2 separate regions of the Homo sapiens genome follow, and region 1 is linked to region 2. Evidence: chromatin loops called from intact Hi-C (ENCODE). Cell type or tissue: body of pancreas. All regions are shown on one strand. Each heading gives the region's core, and the rest is flanking DNA. Links, peaks and the distances in the headings are about the cores only. Region 1 overlaps C12orf75 (chromosome 12 open reading frame 75). Region 2 overlaps APPL2 (adaptor protein, phosphotyrosine interacting with PH domain and leucine zipper 2).

Region 1 (5,385 bases), core at 162-5,161, 120 kb after region 2:
CATGTAAGATGTGACTTTGCTCCTCCTTTGTGTTCCACCATGACTGTGAGGCCTCTGCAGCCATGTGGAACTGTGAGTCAATTAAGCATGTTTCCTTTATAAATTACCCAGTCTAGGGTATGTCTTTATTAGCAGCATGAGAACAGACTAATACATCCAGTTATTTTGAGGTTTTCGTAGGTGCTGTGGTTTGAGTGCGTTCCCCAACATGTGTTGGAAATTTAATACCCAATGCAGTAGTGTTGGGAGGTGGGACCTAATAAGAAGTGATTAGGGCTTGAGGGCTCTGCTCCCATGAATGGATTAATGTGTTTAATCATAAATAAACTGGGGGACGAATGGAATGGGTTGGTTATTGAGAGAGTGGGCTGGTTATTGAGAGAGTGGGTTGCTGTAAAAGCAAGTTTGGCCCCTTCTTGCGCTCTTGCTGTCTTGCCCTTCTGCCTTCCCACATGGGATGAAGGAGCATAAAGGCCCTCACCAGATGTGAGCCCCTCAATCTTGGACTTCCCAGCCTCTAGACTGTAAGAAATACATTTTATTTTCTTTATAAATTATCCAGTCTGTGGTATTCTATAACAGCAACACAAAAAGGACCAAGACACAAGCATGGCTGGTTAAATCCTTTGCCACTGGTGATTAACTCAATCTCCAGCCTCTCTCCTCTCTCTGCAGGTGGCAGGGTGGAGCTCAATGTTCCAAGCTTCTAATCAAGGCTTGGTCTTTCTAGCAAACAGCCCCCATCCTGAAGCCATATAGGGGCTTGGCCAAGAGTCATCTCATTAGAAGCCTCACAGAGAGGCTCCTGTCACTCATCACTCAGGAAATTCCAGGGGTTTTAGGAGCTCTGTGCCAGGAACCAGGGGCAAAGACCAAATATCTTATGATGAAACTGCAATATCAGATTAAGTTTTTTGAATGTTTGAATAGATGGGATTTGCTATGCATTTTTAATTAACTGAGACTTCTGTCATTGAGACTGATGAATAAAATGTTAAAATCTTCTGAAATGTGGAAAGTAAAAGCTAAACAGAGCCAAGGTGAGATGAAGTGATACTGTAAACAACCAACAGTGATGGAAATGTCCTTCTTTACATTCTATTTACAATTTTTATTACTGAAACTGCATATAATACTTTCCTGAGAACAAACCTTTCCCCTCTCCATTTTTAGGAAGATATTTAAAATTATGATTATCATTTCTACAGTTTTGGGAAATAGTCATTAAATCTTTTGACCCCCTCCCCTCCAAATTATAATAGTCTCTCTATATTTTTTGGTGTGTTTTTTTTCCCCACAAGAAACATTGTTACCTTTTTTTCATTTCTACTTCTCCTGAGGCCCTAGGCCCATTGTATTAACCCACCAAGGTTATGTTTAAACAGTAAGGAGCCAATTTGGCAGGACATGAAGTGGTATTAGGATGAATGATGTATCCTTGTGGCCTGGAAAAAAATAGATGTAACATTATACATATTTGCTTAATAAATGATAAAGCACATGAACCACAGATACAGTTTAAAGCAAATGGGATCTTGCCACTATCTAATTTTGATCAAAGCACTTTTTGCATAATTACTTAGATTAGGGATTGCCATTTGGTTAATTACAATAAATATATAAGCAAAGTGTAATTAAAAGGTTGCAGTGAGGGTAATTTTATTTCTGATCATTTTATGATTTTATACTTTTACAGGACAAATAAACTTATGCTTTGCATTTTATGTACCTAGGTACTCTGATAGTTTTGTTTAGGGTTTCCAACATTTGCAACCTTTTTTTTTTTCTTTTGGGAAGTTGTGTGTTAGGGAGTCATATTCTCATTACCCTGGTTACAAGCTTCTCAGTAACCACCATGTTACCTTGCTTCTAAGATGCACATTTTCCTATTAAAAAATGGAGCACATTTTACAATCATACACACACACAGACACACACACACTTCTTGGAGTGTTTCTGACTTCTTTGCCCCACCCCTACCATTGCAGTTATTCAGTTGATGATGCCCTTTCAAATGAGGGCCATTTTAGAACAGAGGGAATGGTCTGTTGACTTTGTTTTAAATGGTGGCACCATGCATCTCCCTTGGGCCTGCTGGGATGTTAAATGGTGAGCCCAGCAGGGAGGAGGCCCTTGATGGTGCCCATAGCTTGGTGCAATCAAGGTGAAGTGGATGGAGAGTTCCTGATGCTGATTAAAATAAGCACTGAATGCACAACATGTGGCCATTTGTAAACTCATTTCTCATTTCACACACGTTACTGTGCTTTGCCTTCCTAGCTGCATTTGTTGGCCCAGTATGTCCTCATTTACTAGATGCTGAAACAAAGTGATTTAGTGACTGTCAGACAAATACTGGCATAGGGATCCGACTCCAGTCATCTGCCTTCTGATTCCACACTGTTCTTACCCCATCACCGTTCTGCCATCCCTGAGATGTAGCAGGGCAGCCTTGGCCACTCTCTTCTTCCTGTGGATTGTACTAGGTCACCCCTCATCTTTAAATGTTGAGGACTCGGCCGGGTGTAGTGGCTCACATCTGTAATCCCAGTACTTGGGGAGGCCAAGGCAGGTGGATCACTTGAGGTCAGGAGTTCAAGACCAGCATGGCCAACATGGAGAAACCCTGTCTCTACTAAAAATACAAAAACAGTTAGCTGGGTGTTGTGGCAGGTGCCTGTAATTCCAGCTACTCAGGAGGCTGAGGCAGGAGAATCGCTTGAACCCAGGAAGCAGAGGTTGTGGTGAGCCAAGATTGTGCTGCCGCACTCCAGCCTAGGCAACAGAGTGAGACTCTGTGTCAAAAAAAAAAAAAAAAAAAGTTGAGGACTCATGGTCCACATTATAATCATTGTTTTCTTCCCTCTGTAAGACTTGCAGAGTCAAAGGCTCATCTCTGGTTCTCCCTTGCCCTGACTCCAGCAAAACCCAAACATACTCTTTATCCTTTTCCACAAAAATAAAAAAATAAAAGCTAAAAAGATATTATTTTCTTTTTAGACGTAAGCTGAAAATTCTAAGCCCCCCCCCAACCAATTAAATGGACCCCTTCTCTTGGCCAAGGTAATTCCTAAGTTAACCTGCAAAACTAGGTCAGGCCATGATGGGAAGTGGGGATTGGACATGCCTCATTATACCCTCTTCCCTTTGAAATTCAGGCACAACTGACCAGCATTTAACATTAAAACAGACCTTAAGACTGACAAAGCAGACTCTTTGTAGCAGTAAGATACCAACATGACAGCAGGCTCTGAAAGAAGTCAGGCCAGGTGTGGTGGCTCATGTCTGTAACCCTAACACTTTGGGAAGCTGAGGTGATTGGATTGCCTCTGCTCAGGAGTTTGAGACCAGCCTCGGCAACATGGTGAAACCCTGTCTCTATTAAAAAATACAAAAATAAGCCAGGCGTGGTGGTGCACGCCTGTAATCCCAGCTACTCAGGAGGCTGAGGCAAGAAAATAGCTTGAACCCAGGAGGCGGAGGTTGCAGTGAGCCAAGATGGCACCACTACACTCCAGCCTGGGTGGCAGCATAAGACTCCAAAAACAAATATAAAAAAAAAAGAAGTCAAAGTATTTTACCCCAAAATATATTTCTTTGACATAAATTTTGAAATGTCAAGCAAAGCTGTCGTTTGTGGGGGGAAATCTGTATTCTGTAGATAAATTCTCTTCCTTTTCCAGGTCTTTTTCCTGATCTTGAATTAGTGTCTGGCCTTTTTTTTTTTTTTTTTTTTGAGACAGAGTCTTGCTCTGTTGCCCAGGCTGGAGTGCAGTGGTGCAATCTCAACTCAATGCAACCTTTGCCTCCTGGGTTCAAGCAATTCTGCCTCAGCCTCCCAAGTAGCTGGGATTATAGGCGCCCACCACCACACCTGGCTAATTTTTGTATTTTTTTTTTAGTAGAGATAGGGTTTCACCATGTTGGCCAGGCTGGTCTCAAACTCCTGACCTCAGGTGATCCACCCACCTCGGCCACCCAAAGTGCTGGAATTACAGGCGTGAGCCACCGTGCCCGGCCTAGCACTTTTTTAAGTCTGATAAGAAACATTTAAAGAAGCTTCATCTGCAAAATAAAACCTTGGGTCTCCAAAATCCCTTATCTTAACTCAAGACAATTCCAGGAATCAATTGATTCCAGATCTTTAAATAAACTCTTTCAACCAATTGCCAATCAGGAAATCTTGGAATCCACCTATCACCTGGAAACAACCCCCCACACCCCCACCACTTTTGAGTTGTCCCGGACCAAACCAGTGTACATCGTACAGGTATTGATTGGCCTCTTATGTCTCCCCATAACGTATGAAACCAAGTTGTAGCCTGAGCACCTTGGACACGTGTTCTCCAGACCTTCTGAGGCTGTATCACAGGCATTCCTTAACCTTGGCAAAATAAACTTCTAAATTGATTGAGACCTATCTCAATACTTTTTGATTTACACAGATTTTCTTCTAGATTCTCATGCTTGACTCTAAAATAAAACGTTCATTTTCACGGGTGTATGGTGGCACTAATTTTTGTTAATTTTTTTCTATCAAAAACACTCTACTGTTGGCAGTTTTTCCTGTGTTAAGATTTTTTTTTAAGTTTAGGATCTTTTGGTTTAATAATCTCTGATTCTAAAGTAGTTTACATAATGTATCATTTTAACAGTAATGGTGGCACAGAAATGTTCTTCCCTGAAGAAAGGAACTAAGATTATTACAAAGTTTAGGTTTAGTCAAAGCCTTAAAAGAATTCGTTTGAGACATAGCCTCAATTATCTTTAGGATCAGCTTTTAATTTGCAGTATTACAGATGCAAAATGAATATCATTGTTTGATTGTTCTTGCAATTTGGCAATAACTTTACCCACAGACTTATTTACTTACTTTGTAGCACATCTTCCTTTATTTTTACACCTCTGTGACTTGTGCAGAAGTTATTTTAATTTCTATTTAATATATATCGAAATTGAAATATTAAGTGTGACGTCTAATAATAACTTAGTTTGCTATTTTTATGTGCCAGCTTTGTGTTAAGTGTTTACATTGTCTTTTTACACATTGTCTTTTTAAATCTTCACAATAACCTTTGAGAAAGATACCTTTTACCCTCATTTGACATAAGGGAGGTGAGGTTTTAAGAGGTTAAAGGATGCTTAATACCATATATCTTGTAGGAGTTGGAACCAAGTCCTGTGCCTCCCAGATAAAGATATTGGGAGGAGGAAATGTGGGCAGAGAATCTGCGAGAAGTAATGGGGATGGAGACCAGAAGAGATGAGCTGTTTTTGTCACATGGGTGGTGTATTAGGGTTCTCCAGAGGGAGAGAACTAATAGGATAGATGAATGTATGAAGGGGAATTTATTAAGGAGGACTGACTCACATGATCATTAGGTG
Region 2 (5,350 bases), core at 351-5,350:
CTGGCATGTTCTGGGACAGCCAGCAACAAGACAAGAGGAGCAGGCTGAGATGCAGCTCATGAAGGATTTAGCATGCCTTGCTGAGGACTTTATGCCTTTTCCTTGTGGTTACAGAGAGCCACGGAGGCGTCTGAAGATGAGGAGGTGACGGGAAGGTTTTAAGTAATCCAGCTGCGGTGTGGAGGAAGAATGAAAAGGGGAAGACGTCTTCCTGACGACAGGAACTGCAATCGCCCAGGGAAGAGCTAAAGCTAACTCTGCACAGTAACAACAGGCAAACGTTGTTTCGAATAAAGACCCAGAGTCTGGAAAGTGGCAAGGGCCAGAAAAGGATTCAGAAATGGCCAGGTAGTTGCTAAAGTGATCTTGCCCAGGGAGTGAACACAGACTCGCCAGAGAAGGATTCCAAAGGAATTCTGCAGGACCCCAAGACTTCAGGGAACCACCAAGAACAAGGGGCAGAGCCCAGGAGGGGGCCAGGAGACAGCCTGTCAGAGGAGCCAATGGAAGACAGTTTCGAGGGGGGTGTTATTAACAGAATCAGATGTTGCCCATGGGCAGAGTGGAGAGAGGCTGTGAGCCAGGCACTAAGCAGCCTCCCATGCAAAGTGGAGGCCAAGACCAGACTGAGGTGGCTTGAGGAACAAATATCAGATGTTTGGCGAGGAGCCAAAGATGGCACATACTGCTGTTCCTTCAAGAAAGGATGAGAGGACTAAACTTCTATTTAACCCAAATAGCAGTGCCAGTGTACAGTGCTATTGCAACTATTATTATCATAAAACAGAAGACGGTTCTGTTCACACTGAGAGCACTCTGTGAGCAGAGACTGATCTTAGCATTTTACAGGTATTAACATGATTAACTCACAAGAACCCTCTGAGGTGGGTATTCTTATGGCCTTTGTTTAGCTGATAAGGAAACTCAGGCAATCAACTGATGATGGCTCGACCTGCCCAAGGTTACACAGCAAGCGGCTGAGCCAAGACTGGAACTCAGATCTGTGAAGTCCAAGGTCACACACTTAACTCCTGTACCTGAGTGAGTGAGCCTCACCCAGAATAATCTAAAAGCAATCAACAGCTTTTAGATTGCTATCTGAAAGCTACCAATGCCAGCATGAGGGAAAGCTGCAGACCAAGTGCAGAACCCAGGTCTAAGAAGTCATTACCAAGAGCCATTCACGCCCTCTGCTCCCTCCGACCTTAAGCTACATATGCACCTCCTCTCAGTCCCTGTCAGATAAGCCTCAATGTGACTGGTTTTCAGGGCTGCTAAAACACACTGATTAGAACATTTATGGATAAAAACTAATGAAACCAAGAAAGTTATTCTGGGATACAAAAAGGAACTGGGTCCTGCCTCTAGCGTATTACAAAGCTGTGGGCTGATAAACAAGGGTGGTTCTTCCATGATGACAAGAGGAGCCTCTAAAAGCTTACACTTCTTTGGCCTCTGCTGCCATTAATGGTGGCTAGCGTGTCAGGAGAGCAAGCATAGTGGTTAAGAGCGAACGCAGGCTTTGCAGTCAAAGATCTGGGTTTAAAATTCTGCCACTCATCAGCTGTGTGACCTTAGGCAAGCTACTTAACTTCTCTGAGTCTTAGCTTCCTCATCTGTAAGCACATACTATACAAATACCTCCCCTCTGTTGTGAAAGCTGAGTGGCCAGCCTAGTGCGTGGCACTTTTATGTGCCTAAGAAAGGCCACTATTTTCACTCTTAAAACATGCAGCTGTGACCCTGATCTGCCTCCTAGGTGCTTCTCCCTCCCCCATGACAAACTCACACTCCTGGATGCTCACTACTGTCATCTGGTTTCCCACTCGGTACATTCACTTGTTTAGCTTGCTATCTATATCATCATTCTAAAGAAAAGTACTTTTTTCTTTATATACCAAATTATGCATACTTTACTCCTATTCCCTCCCACTGTCTTTACCCCAATTTGAGAAAATACTACTTCCACCTCCAATTCGGGCTTCTAGGATCAGGAGTTTTAAGATCAACTTTCAGGATCAGTAGTTCTGTATTCTGAAAGCTTTGGTTAAGAACGACTGCAGACATGTAACTGTTAAATTAAACCTGCTTTGCTGAAGGAAAGTGAGAGTCTTAATCACGGTTCTCATTTCAAAAAAATTCCATCCCAAATTTACTTAAAAAAAAAAAAGCAAAAACAAAACCAAAAAATCTCATACAAACTGAAGGTAGCAACTACAGAGGTTTGTCATCTGGTGGAAGAGAATGCCAGGTTACAAGGGTTGCCAGGTTTCGTGAATACCGCTGGGGATAGCCTTCCTGTCCTGCCTGCCAGGAACATTATTACCCCTGGCCCCACTTTCTCAGTACAACAGCTGAGAGGAGAAGCAAGATGACCTAAATAAATTTCACTGTAAGCCCCTAACAAATCCATTTTAAAAGATTAGAAAATTTTAAACCTCTTTAGGAAAGAAGAATATTATGGCCGAGATGCAGAATGAAAATAAATATTAAATGTGTTGAATGCAAAATTTGAGAATTAACTGAATATATATGCATATGCATCTATTTAGACATAACTGAAGTTTTTAACTTATTTAGCCAATAGTTTGAAAAATAGACTGTTCTAAGTAACCAGGCTCTTCTCTGTTAATGCACTGGAAAGGTACACTACTACTTTCATTCAAAGGACCCACAATGGACTATTGCCAGACGTGACTCCAGGGACTACTGTAAGATGCTGAAAACAGCTTAGAGCCTATAGTTTCATTCTAGAGGTTAAGACAAACAAAATTTAAAATTTCCCCAAACTAGCCACAATCAGCAAAACTGCTCATAGAAGTTTTCCTCTAGTTTTTCTTGTTCTTCCTCTTTCTAAAACTAAGGTCTCTGAAGGGCATTCGCAATATCAGCATCCAGAAATATACCGTGTAGTCTGATTAAAATATCTTTTATGAACACTTATCATTTATCAGCAGCGTAAGCCTGCTTTTGAAAATATGATAATGAAAAACTGTATCTTGCGGAGAGTCTGTTTTTACAAAGGAAATTATAAAACTATCAATCAAATTCAACATGCCTAGGTATAAAATATTTATGGAATAACGTGCAATGAAACCAAGAAAACATAACTTTAGGGGAAAAAACTTGAATGAAAACACTGAGAAATATACTATCTTAAAATATATATATGAAAACAAACAGATCAAAACAGGAATCAGAAAAGATTTCTTTCTTCAATTAAAAACAAAACGAAACACCTAAGCTTTCAAAGAAACCTGAAAAACCAAGTGTCCTTGGCCCAGCCAATCTGAACACAGCTGATCACTGCTTGACTCTGTCTTTGAATCTGGCAGCACTAACCAGACATTCTCACCAGCCTGTGCTGCAGGAAACGCTGAGGCAGGAGGAAGGGTTTCTGGCCAGCAGGAGAACCCACGTGATGATCATATGCTGCGCATTAAAAGCTGGGTTACAGCCTCTAGGAAGGAAAGACCCACTTAATTTTGGCAAAATGTCGTTTTCTGCCTCAACAGAAAAAAATGCATGAGACAGCGTTTGGATAACCCCAAGTAGATGATTCTGACAGACACCGAAAGGCAGAACAGAGACTCCTCAGAGTGACAGAGACACAGTCTCTCACGTCTTGGGTTTTTAAGCCTTAAATAAGAGACAAATCACTTAGTGACGAAATACAAATTGCTGAATAGCAAGCAATTTCAGGTATAAGCCCAGTAAGAACATTCCTGTTTTCTTAAATCTAGAATATTTAGGGAAAAATACAAAAACAAAAATTGACGAAGTTCTCATTTCTCTAAATTCTGAATGTCTTAACAAAACACATAAAATCACAGGTGAACACATAATTCTTTTGGTCATTAAAACTAGTTCTAGCTACTCAGAAGGCTAAGACAGATCACTTGAGGCCAGGAGTTTCAGACCAGCCTGGGCAACATAGTAGGACCTTATCTCTACCAAAAATCAAAAAGAAAAAAAATTAGCTGGGTGTGGTGGTGTGCACCTGTAGTCCTAGCTACTTAGGAGGCTGAGGCAGGAGGATTACTTGAGCCGTGGAGTTAGAGGCTACAGTGAGGTATAATCATGCCACTGTACTCCATCCTGGGTGACAGAGTAAGACCCTGTCTCTGAAAATTAAAAATAAAAAAAAAAGACTCTAGTCCTTTTTTTAATATTTACAAAAATTTTGTGTAGATACAGGTCCTCACTATATTGACTAGGCTGGTCTCAAACTCCTGGCCTCAAGCAATCCTCCCGTCTTGGTCTCCCAAGTGCTGGGATTACAGGCCAGCCCAAAGCTAGTTCTAATTAATAAGTTACACTTATACCTTACTGCATAGTTTGCCTATCTATATCTCCAGCCCTGTACTCTGGATCTGAACTTTCAACAAGATCTCTTTATCCACTTTGATGTCCCATGAACTCCTCAAAATCAGTGTTTCCAGAGAGAATTACAGTTGGGCATCCCCATGACAGATATGCACTCACAGGCACGCACACACACTCATACGCACCCTGCGCCTCTTCCTGTGTTCTCCCATGTATCCACCCTGCCGTTCCAGATGAATACCTGAACATCATTCTTGATTCATCCTTTACCACCTGACCCCTTCATACCCAATCAATCACCAATCCACCTCCTAAATACCTCTCAAGTACAGCTGCTTCTTTCCACTTCTACTGCCACCTCCCCTATGCTTAGGAGTGAAGAGTCTCAGCTTGGCTCCAGCTGATTTGCTCTGCCATGAATTAAATGGGTGCACCTGGACAAGTTTCTCACCATCAGAATCCTTAAGTCTCCCAACCAATACCATAGGCATAATAACAATAACAATACCCACCTCAGAGTTGTTAGGGGAATTTAAATAAAATAATCAACATAAAAGCCCCTGGAAGTTCCTGGATGCTATTAAGTATTCAATAAATCTCAACTCTTACAATCACCCTCCTTTTGCGTGCCCAGCACAACCCCACTAGGTTAGGTGGCTCTCCTCTCCTGGCCCCTCTAAGGCTCTCTGGTGATTGCTTTGTCTGCCTCCCAACCCAACTGTCAGCTCCCCAACGGCAAGGACTGAGTCTTATTCCCATATGATGGGAAATGACTAATAAAACAATGAGCAGTAATAGAGTGGTGAACCTATGTAATAAGAAATGACTATATATATTAGTAAGAGCTATATACTACTGAATGTGGTATAGGTTAAGTACCCTGCATCTGAAATGCTTGGGACCAGAAGGATTTAGGATTTTTTCAGATTTTGAAGTATTTGCTGTATCAGTCGAGCTTCCCAAATCCAAAACTCCAAAATGCTCCAATGAGCATTTCGTTTATGTGTCGTGTCAGCACTCAAAA

Evidence for each region. A loop is a pair of places that touch in the nucleus more often than their neighbours do. Peaks named below come from ENCODE experiments on the same cell type or tissue, not always from the same donor. Only the 100,000 strongest peaks of a DNase experiment are listed, where the experiment ranks them.
Region 1: it touches region 2 in a loop (2.0-fold over the local background); 21 of 110 quality-filtered maps call a loop at or near these places.

The regions. Positions count from the first base shown.
Region 1 is chr12:105,341,944-105,347,328 of GRCh38, forward strand. All of the region lies in intron 1 of C12orf75 (chromosome 12 open reading frame 75), which reads left to right. Among named protein-coding and RNA genes, the nearest start is that of C12orf75, 14 kb to the left of the region's middle. RefSeq lists an enhancer at 1,810-2,366. In body of pancreas, for the core only: no CTCF peak of the experiment used is centred there; no DNase peak of the experiment used is centred there.
Region 2 is chr12:105,222,996-105,228,345 of GRCh38, forward strand. All of the region lies in intron 2 of APPL2 (adaptor protein, phosphotyrosine interacting with PH domain and leucine zipper 2), which reads right to left. Among named protein-coding and RNA genes, the nearest start is that of APPL2, 11 kb to the right of the region's middle. In body of pancreas, for the core only: a CTCF peak has its summit at 3,447; a DNase peak (open chromatin) is centred at 3,376; H3K27ac peaks cover 1,641 bases.